2 separate regions of the Mus musculus genome follow, and region 1 is linked to region 2. A link is a loop called in an ENCODE intact Hi-C map of the cell type or tissue named here. Cell type or tissue: left cerebral cortex. All regions are shown on one strand.

Region 1 (5,000 bases), 68 kb after region 2:
CGAAAATGTTTAAAATGCCCATTGTATTTTCAAAGCTCTGGAAGAGTCATTTTCTAGATTAGCACCCTCTCTTCCCCAACCCTGTGCTAAGCCTGCCTCTTTTTTTTTTCCTTTTCCTGATTTCCATATTTCACAATAATTATTAAGTGGTCTTATCTCTCAGGCTAGCTTTGCCAATTCAGGCAGTCACTGGCGATAGTGACTGCGTGTCTTATGAATTAGTACATTTAGAAATCTCGTGCTAAGACATGTTACCCAGCTCCTCAAGTTAGCAGATGGCCTCAAGAAAGGCTCGTTTTAATTTTTCAACTACGTAAGTATAATTGCCCCTGCTAACGTACACACGTAACAGTGAAGTATGCACGTGGGCTGAGGGATGCTCTCTGAAGCCTCCCGCGTACCTGTCAGATGCGCTCCTTCTTTGTACAAATAGCCTGGCTCGGACATTACAGATCTGTGGATTAAAAGCAGACAGAAATGGCAAAGTCAAAAAATAAAAATGAGAAGCCACTGTAGGAAAAAAAAAAAACCTTGGTCAGAATGGGAAAGTTTGTGAAAGCCATTTAATAGGCCCTGGATATCAAAACATTTTAACTTTTGCAAAGTTTCAGCATTAAACAATTAGGAAGAAACACAATTAGACAGTGCATTGTGGAGGCTGGTCACTTTTTGTATGTCATGTGGCTTTAAAAACAAGTCAGATAAATGATGATGCCATTAAAACTGAACTAATTAAAGAAAGCTTCTTTTAAGAACTCATTAACTGCAACCTCATTTGCATAATGATGCATATTAATTAAGTTTTAATGAATCTGAATTTGCACCAAGCCTATTCATGTTGGCTTTGAAACAAATTGAACAAATTAGTTAAAAGCTTTTTGGAATCTACTTTTCACACCAAACAGCGTATGAATGCAATCATCTGCACAAAAAAAGAAATATTTTTTCTTTAATTTAATTCAGAGGTATGCAGGGCCCATCTATTAATTATTTTTAAATGCAATACATTTCACCTTTTCTTTGGGAAAAAAATCAACAAAATTATTTATTCTTGAATGAGAAATATTATAAATGTGGGTTGTGGGGGAGAAATGATTACGACCAATTTATTGGCAGTGAGTCAGAGATATTTGACTTTAGGGTACATTTAGTTTATTTAATAGTGGGAGTAAGAATCAGGGAGGTGATAGCAGGGCCTTCAGAGCGCTTTAGGGAGCAGACTGACAGTAGCTTCCTTCCCCGGGTGGTGGTGGCGGCTGTGTGGAGATCCTGGTATCACACTACTCCATTGCAAACCTCCTCAGTAGCACAGGAAAAAAATTAAACATTTACAGAACACATGTTCTTTTCCTCTGGATTTGTGCAAATCCTATTTTTTTTTATATACACAAGAAGTGGAATTCAATTTTAACAAGTTTGCATTGGGCTCATAAGAAAAACAAGAATTACCTCGGAGACTCTATTGATTTGCTCATGTTGCACTGTGTCTTCATCAAGAATGGAGAGATTTATGTAATTACGGCTCCATCTTTTGTTGTCTGGAAGCACTTTTTTTTTTTTTTTTTTTTTTTTTTGTAAGTCAGCATATACAAAGGATGGAAGCGCTTTTATTGTCGAGATTACAAGATCATCGCTCCCCCCTTGTTAAACCGTTTCTCCAATAGGTGCTTTGAAGAAGTCCGCAATTAAGATGGTGTCTTATATTGGAAATGCGCATTTTTAAAACAAAGTATTTACAGGTATTCTTCGGCAGTGTTTTTGTGTGTGTATTTTTTTTTAAACCCATTTATCCCTTCCCCCTTCTCCCTTCAATGCCTCCCATCCCTGCTCTGTCTCCAGACAAGCAGTGCTAACTACTGGCAGCGGCAGGGGTGCCCAAGGAAACCCCCTTTAGCCAAGTGCGGAGGATGCTTTTTGAAGACATTGCTTGACAAACCAGCAACCTTCTGGATTATTCTTCCTTACTGACTTTTCTCTCCTTTGGGATTCACTTGAGCCTGGGTCGCGGTCACTTTGCATTCTTTAGGGAGGTGTGTGTGTGTGTCTGTGTGTGTGTGTGTGTGTGTGTGTGTGTGTGTGTGTGTGTGAACTCAAAACCCATTCTTAACTGCCTTGCTTTTCTCCACCCTGACCAGGGAAGCCAGCATCCAGCCCAAACTGCCTGCCTGCTCAGGCTTTTCAGCAGGCACCGCTTTTTCTCCGTTTGTGAAGCAAAGTCCAGCGGCTTTGTAAAAGACTGCTCGCTCTCCCCGGGAACGGCGGGGAACTCTTTCTTACTTAACAAACACTTATTTCAAGAGAACACCCGCCTTATCAAAACACCGTGAAAGCAGTATTTAAAAAAAAATAAACAAACAAAACAAACAGCCACTCAGATCATTTTGGGGAAGATTCTAAAGTGAATCTGTTTGTCTTTTCCTCTCACCCTCACTATTGTCTATCGCAGGACACCCAGGGACTCCCAGGATGGGTGGGACAGTCACTGGGGGAATCTGTAGCGGGGTCCTTAGCTGGGAACCACGTTTGCCATAGTTACTTCTAACGAAAAGGAGCGCGCTTGGATTTCCTCGCATGCCCTTGCCTTGAGTCCTGCCTTCAGAAGGCTGAGGTTGCAGAGCCTTTTAAATACCGTCTGAAGTTCTCTGAGGGGCAGGCTGCTTCTAGATCATGCCCAGGGACTGGGAACGTCTTTTATCGAGCTTTGGGGCTCTTTAATGCCAGGGAACAAGGGCATCATAGCGGGACCTATGATTCAACTAATAACGCTGAAGGTAGTGGAGTCTCCCAGCCAGCCCGTGTGGGGCAGGTGGGAAGAGAGAGAGCGAGGGGACATCTACACTGCCCCCTAGCTGGAGGCCTAGGAACACAGTAGACAGGGCTGGGGAACATCCAAGTTTACGGTCCTGACCCTTCAAATGACTCCCATTTTTTTTTTTATTATCATTATTTTCAAAAGATGCAAATATGAACCAAATAAGGCAGGGAAACAGGTTTTCTATACTCCTTACCACTGACGCCTCGTCAAACCCATTTCCTTCCAAAAGCCTTTAGTAAGGTAGTGTTTTTCACAAAAAAAAAAAAAAAGTGCAAATTTTGCGTGGCGAATTGGCTTCTTTGGGGGAAAATTTTGACAGAAAGCGCCTTCCTTGGGGAAGGTCAGGAGTCACTGGTATTAAACCAGACAAGCTGGTAGAGGAGTGTTAATGGCCACAGCAAGCAGATGTTCTGTAATTAGGGGAGCTGTGACTGACAAGACTGGAGAGGTACCGTACACGGGCGGGCGGCACAAAGCAGCTGCCGCCGCCGCTTCCCCTGTCACGGGTGTACACAAGTCAGACCAGCCCCCGTGAGGCTGCCGGAGCAGTGACAATTAGAAAAAAATTGTATTTGATTAAAATAAGTAATACATCATGCAATGGATGCTCTGCTTCCCATCCCAAAGAGAGAGGCCCAGGTTGGACTCTGGCAAAAGTGAACCCTGGTTCGGTTCACCCTGGAAACGACTATGTCGTGCTGAGGTTGGTGTTTGTCTGGCCCTGAGAATGAGACTCTGCAAGGAGAAAGGATGCAATCTTTTCCTTGCATCCTTAAGTTTCTGCATTTAAGCAGGCTACAAGGGCTGGCCGTTTGTTTTTATAAATGCATAAATGTGTGTGTGTGTGTGTGTGTGTGTGAGTGTGCTCACGCTTGCTTAGAGGTGAGTGTGGAGTTCAGAGGTCAACCTCGAGTGTTATTGCTTAGGAACCATTTCTTGTTTTGAAACAGGGTCTCTTACCAGAAGCTGGGGCTCCCTGATTCAGTCACACTGGTTGGCCAGAGAGCCCCAAGAATTCTCTTGTCTCTGTTTCCCCAGGGTGTCCAATGTTTCACGTAGGTTCTTAGAATAAATTCAGGTCCTGTTGCTAACCAAACTGTCTTCACATCTCCCAAGACCGGTCTCTCTTATCTCCAGAATATTAACCCCTTTGATTCACACTTAAGTTCTTCTGGACTATCCCAAGCCCCTCCTGGTTTTCTTGCATCTGGATGTCTTTTTTCGTTCATTCCTGGTACATACTTTGATCAGGATATGTGGAGTTGTTCTCCAGATAATTCCAGAATCTGAATAGAATGTTTATTGCCTGATTTGTACTTTCTGGGCTCTGACCCCAGCACAGTGCCAGAGATATAGGGAGCCTTGGGTCTCTCTCTCTCTCTCTCTCTCTCTCTCTCTCTCTCTCTCTCTCTCTCCCTCCCTCTCTCTCTCTCTCTTTCTCTCTCTCTCTCTGTGTGTGTGTGTGTGTGTGTGTGTAGTGTGCAAGCATACTGGCTGCTCAGTGCAATACGCATCACAAGCATCTATTGCAAAATCACACACACACACACACACACACACACACACACACACACACACACACACACTTGCAGAAAGCCTATTTTGGTGGCCAAGAAGTTTTGCCTTTTGTTTTCTAGGGGATCTCTGGACACTTTGTAGGGCATCCTAAAGTGGGGTAAGAGAGTTGATGCCTAGCAGTAGGCAGCTTGGCCTGGTGGACTTGAGGCCACAACTGGGACTTGGAGTCCAGTTCAGGCCTCTTGAAGTCTGACTTCCTTACTAAGGGATGGGCATGGTATCATTAGGATCTTGGGAGTGCTATGAGGTCGAGAAGGGATCGTGGAGCTTGGCCACATTATTCTTCTGGCTGTGTTGGCTCTATTTTGTCAAATGAGATCAGTGCCTTTACCACCCGTGAGGCATTAGGCAGGGGTTATTAAGTTGCTAGGTGACCCAGGCACTGCTTATGTTGTATTTGTGATTGAGAGGAAGTTGAGTCTTCTGTGATCCTGCCTCACACTCTTTGTAGATAGATCTCACAAGTCCTGGTGAGCCCAGAGATGTCCAGCAAGTCACTGGGCCATCTAGCCGGGCTGATGAGTCCTAGGCTACCTGATGCCACATCATGCTCTCCTGGGATAGGATGCTTGGGGGGCGGGGGGAATCCCTGAGCACAGGCCTTCTT
Region 2 (5,000 bases):
TGGCTTAAAACAATAGAAATAACATCCAAGCAAACCTACCTGGGATGTGTGTGGAGGTTCACACTAAACTGTCCGGGGTTCTGTTCGCTGCTCCTAACTGTGGGGGCAAGCTAGCCATGGTCGCTTCCTTCAGTGGCAAGGGGATGGATGCGTCTCTTGCACATTGCTTCCTAGTCTGAGAGGAATGATTTAACCCACTGAGACGACCACGAAGGTAGACATTTAGGACGTGGTATCTCTCTGGCTTTTTGCTCATTGGAAGCCAAGGTTTATTTTTTTTTCCAAGTCCTTTGTGAAAATGTCATAGTGAAGTGAACCTGTTACATAGAACAAAGCGTCTGTCTGTTTTCCTTTTGTTCTTATTTGTTTTTTGTTGTTGCTGTTTTGGTTTTCATCGTCGTTGTTGTTATTGGTGCCGTTCTTCCGTTTACGGAAACCTCCAGCTTCTCTGCCGGGTGTGCTCGGTTATCCTGCCTCTCACAAGGTGCCGGTAAACATGGTGGAAAATTTCCGGAGCTTCCTCCCCAGCAACAGGGTAATGTCAGGCCAAGTTTTCTGAGGCGCTGCAGCTTGGCTGCCAGAGAATGGAGAAACTTTGATGGGAGAAGCTGTGATCTCGCACAGCTTCCAACAGTCACAGAGGCACGACCTCCGCTTGGACCTGCACATCTGACTGTAACACCCGCCTTTCAACTGCTGCGTCCAAGGGGCCTCCCACAAAGCCCCGCACAGTTATTATTGACCGGCATGGGGAAGGGAACGTCTCAAAACATGCCATTTAATCAAAGGCTCAGAAAAGCAAGTTTTAAGTCCCCCCGGGGGTGGAGGGAGGTGGAGGTGGAACTACAACAGAACGGGAGCACCAGTCCAAGGTTGATAACGTGAAGAACTGGGGGAACTCCACACACCTGTGTGGGATGCTGCAAGGGCCTCAGTACCCCGATTCTGCGGGTTCTCAGCCGGAGCGAGGTTTGGTGTCTCTACTCTTTTTTTTTTTTAATCACATTTGATCATCTATAGCATTGGGCTGAGAATAAGACAGAGAATATTGAGCCTCCACTGTTACAAAAGGCAGCATCAGTACCCAAGAATCTGGTCAAGGCCTGATCGGATCACTATTTAATCTGTCACAAAGATGCTGAGTGCTGGCCTGTCTGATCTGTCTCACAGTAACTGAAGGAACCCAGGGAGTCAGGACAGACATTTATTCCTGGTTATATATGGAACAAAGTCCCAGGATGTCCGCTTGTGGCCATGCCACACAATCTCCTGACAGTAACCAAGGTGAAAAGGTTCTGCCCGGCCAGCTCTGCGGTGCCTCTGCATGCTGGCGTCAGTTGGAAGCGTTTATTTATAAACCTTTTGCTTCCTCGGTCAGCTGGGCGATTTCATCGCACACCCTTGGTTGGTAAAGAAAGTTAATGTTTCGGGTCCCTGTTTGGCTGGAACAAAATTGTAATTAAAAAAATTAATTTCTTATGGTTTCAAAGCTGTTTGTAAACCATAACGGAGTTTTTATATGACTCCAGGAATCTGGTTCATGCCCATTCTCAACAGAATACGGAAGGGCAGGAGGGTCCTGGGAATTACAGGAAAACCCAACAGAGGACATAGCAAAACTGCTCCCCGCTGCTGCCCAGGACAAGGAGGGCAGCCGCCTGCAGCACAAGCAGCCACCTGTTGCTGGACAGACTCCTGCCTTGCCTTAAAAACCAAAGGAAAACAAAATAAACCCTCAAGAAAACCCAGAGTCCTAGGGGTAGCGTAGGGAGCAGCAGAAAGGCAAGGGCTGGGTGCAGCCATCTTTAGGTCTTCCAGAAGGGTGGGGCTCCAAGAGGAAATGGTGATGTGGGTTTCCCTTTAAAGACCGCTTTGCATGCTTTCAAAAATTTTTTTCTTCTTATTTTTGTTATGTATTATTATTATTACGTTTTTATTTTTAAATTTTTACTCGGTGGCTGTGAAGAACTTTACAACAAAAGCACAGCAGGACTTTAAATGGCTTAGGAAGCCAGACTCTGGGTTAGTCGGTGGTTGGTCTGTCTGCAATTGCCCACTTTCCCAGCAGCGGCAGCGCTGTAGTGCAGTGCTGGCTGCTGGCCCTCTCCTTGGGGAATCATTTCATTTGGGAGGCTCTGCCAGGCTGACCCGGGAACCCTTGACCTTCAGGGAGACCTGTGGTCCCTGGGAGGTGGTGTTGGGGTGATTCTCACCCTCAACTCGGATTCGTCAATGCTATCTCTCATCACAGGGCCTCACGGGCTGGGGGTGCACACCCCGAGTTTCCTAGCCACCAGGTTCAGCGCCACCCTTGGACAAGTCCCGAATTCCGCAGAGCGCTTGCACTTTCCCAAATGCTATTTCTCCAAAGAGCAACCCGATTTAAACAGATTTCACTTTGCTCATAGCAGACCCCCCTCCGCAGACTCGGTGGCTGGGGGACAGAGGTAATCACAGGCCACCAGCCTGGCGGGACTCGCGATGTCCCAAGGCTCCGGAGCGAGCGCCCTGTGGTGTTTTTTCTTTTGGGCGCGGAACTGTTTTCAGCTTCCTTTTTGTTTCTTCGCTTTCGTCGCATTTCCTTTCTGAATCTGCCCTTCTGCCTAGTGCGGCCCTAATCTCCCTGATCGCAGAGCTTGGGCGCGGGGGCGCAAGCGACCCCCGCAGCAGGGGAGGGCTCTCAGATCACAATCTGTGAGACACCTGCCTGCGCTCTGCTCAACTTCCTGCCTTCCTGCCCATGTTACTGGGGTGGGTTCCATTTCAGAGAAAATCGACTTTTGAGTCTCTCTGGTGCCTTCAGGGCCCGGTGTGGGTGGGGGAGAGGGCAAGGCGAACACCACATGGAATGAAGTGAGTGTCTTGGGTTCCCTGTATCCTCCACCATATGTAAATCTCTCCTTCTAGGTGCCTGTGGTTCTGCCTCTATGTCTCTGTCTCTATTTCTCTGTGTCTCTGTCTCTCTCTCAATTCTAACTTCTGTTTTCCTACAGAACTACTAAGACAAGGACATAAGCCCAGAAACTGCCATTCAGAGCCCATGGACGGAAATGTGGCTTTCTGAATTTTCTCTTTTGAGGCAGGGCCTGTTGTTAGGCCATGCTACAGAGGAAATGGAGGCATAGAGTTGTGACGAAGCTTGGCTCCGATGGGGTAGCTGGGATCCCAGTTCAGAGCAGCACCGGGATGCTCTTGTGCACAGCTGAGAAGCCCCCAGCTGATGACCCCTGACAGCAGGCACCCTTGTCTCTCTTAAGGGAGACTATTCCTGTACTGTTGCACACACCCCCTTTTTTCCTTATTAGTTTACTTTAATTTTGAGTTTGGCAGGAAAGCCTATGGCGGCCATCAAGGGGAAGCGCTCTGATTAGAACTGAAGCCTTCCAAGCGCATGTTTGCTACTTTAAAACTCTTTCTCAGGCAATGAATATGGATGGTGGTTGTTTCCTATGAATATGGAGGAGCGGGTGGGGGTGTGTGTGGCGGATGGATCACTATTTAACATTAACTGCTGGTAACCTTTCCTCTTCTCTGGCTTCTGTGCAGTATTATCCCGGGAAGGGTCAGCACCCGTTGCCTTTTTGCAAAATACAATTAGTCACTTTTTGCCACATGTGCTTGCCCCTGGACCTTATTTGCCATCCCATATAATTATTAGAAAAATCTTCTAATTTTATTTGAAATTCTAAGTTGACACGTAGGTCAAAGTTCGTGACACAGCATTGTGTTTAATTTCTCTTTCGTTCGCCTCCCTTGGACTCCTGAAGAATGACTCTCAAAGGAAGCTTCCAGCCCCGCTCTGGGTCTTATTACCGCTGTAACAGTGGGAGCCATTCGAAGCAGCTCTGAGTGCCTGCTCCAGAGATGATGGTGTCACCGGCAGCCAGCTCTTCAGAGATCCCTGTCCAGATGGCCTGGATGGACGCATCCCACACAAATGGCAGACTGGCTTTCAGTAACTAGTACTTTCTGTTTCCTTCTGCGATGCTTTCTGCTCTTCACCTGAATAGCAAGCAGCCATATATTTTTTAAGGTACTTCTTAAGCCTTCCTCTCTGCACCCTTCCCTGCTCACGCAGGAGTTGGGTCATTTCCCCTCATGTTTTCCCTCCTGTTCTTGCTTTAAGTGTGGCCCTGGCCACAACCACATTTTGATGTTCCCCGTTCTTGTGGCATCTGTAGTCACACTGCCTGGGCTCCTATTCTGACCCTCGTCACTCAACAACAGTAGCCTCGTTTGTCTAGCAGAGGTGGCAGTGTGGTTTTACCCTCTGGAGCCTTTGGATTAGATGAGATACTCCTTAGTGCCCGCTAAGGCAGTGTTCCACAGGGTCACAACATGGCTGCTTCTCTTCAGACCCACGAGCTGCCTAAGAGCAGGGGAGGGCTCCTTACTGACCCTGTCTTCCCTCACTCCCGCCTTCTTGCCTTCTCACTCTCTTTTTCCCTGTATTTCTCTCCCCGTTCTCAAACTCTGTCTAGCCTATTGCCTCTCCCCCCCAATCCCCGAGGGATGCATTTCCTCCCTCTCCTTGACCCACAGTGGGCACTGTTCCTAACACTCATAATTGGTTCGTGTTCTGGGAACCCTGACAAGAGTCTGGTACTGGAGACATCGAGGGTCAGAGGTCATGAAGCATCAGTCACCCTGAGTTTTCTCAGAACTGACCTCATGGAAGATAATTGCTAGGCTCTACCATGGGTTCAAAGAGGCAAAAGAACTTCCGTACACTCACTCAGCAATTGGGGGTGATAAACAGATGTGTCAGCTCCTTCATATAAGGCCATTCAGCCAAGAGCAACTCTGCTGCAGGAATTGAAACCTGCCCCCCCCCCCCTTTCTGATTCATCTGACAGCATCTTTTTTGGTATATCTTGTTCCAGTACAGAGTTACCATGTCCAGGACCTTAAGCTCCAGAGCCATGCCTGCAGAAGCCTAGCCATTTGAAAATAATTTTCTCAAAGAGATGGTTAAAGACATGTTAACCTCTGGGTCTATT

The links. A loop is a pair of places that touch in the nucleus more often than their neighbours do. Peaks named below come from ENCODE experiments on the same cell type or tissue, not always from the same donor. Only the 100,000 strongest peaks of a DNase experiment are listed, where the experiment ranks them.
Region 1: a loop joins it to region 2, with 2.9 times the contacts of the local background. A loop is called at or near these places in 3 of 42 quality-filtered maps.

What each region holds. Positions count from the first base shown.
Region 1 is chr12:106,376,692-106,381,691 of GRCm38, forward strand. No RefSeq gene overlaps it. Among named protein-coding and RNA genes, the nearest start is that of Gm32830, 29 kb to the right of the region's middle. In left cerebral cortex, a CTCF peak has its summit at 2,847; DNase peaks (open chromatin) are centred at 1,302, 2,217, 2,606 and 2,779; H3K27ac peaks cover 956 bases.
Region 2 is chr12:106,308,562-106,313,561 of GRCm38, forward strand. No RefSeq gene overlaps it. Among named protein-coding and RNA genes, the nearest start is that of Gm24986, 90 kb to the left of the region's middle. In left cerebral cortex, a CTCF peak has its summit at 2,296; DNase peaks (open chromatin) are centred at 574, 2,279, 2,633 and 3,401; H3K4me3 peaks cover 728 bases; H3K27ac peaks cover 454 bases.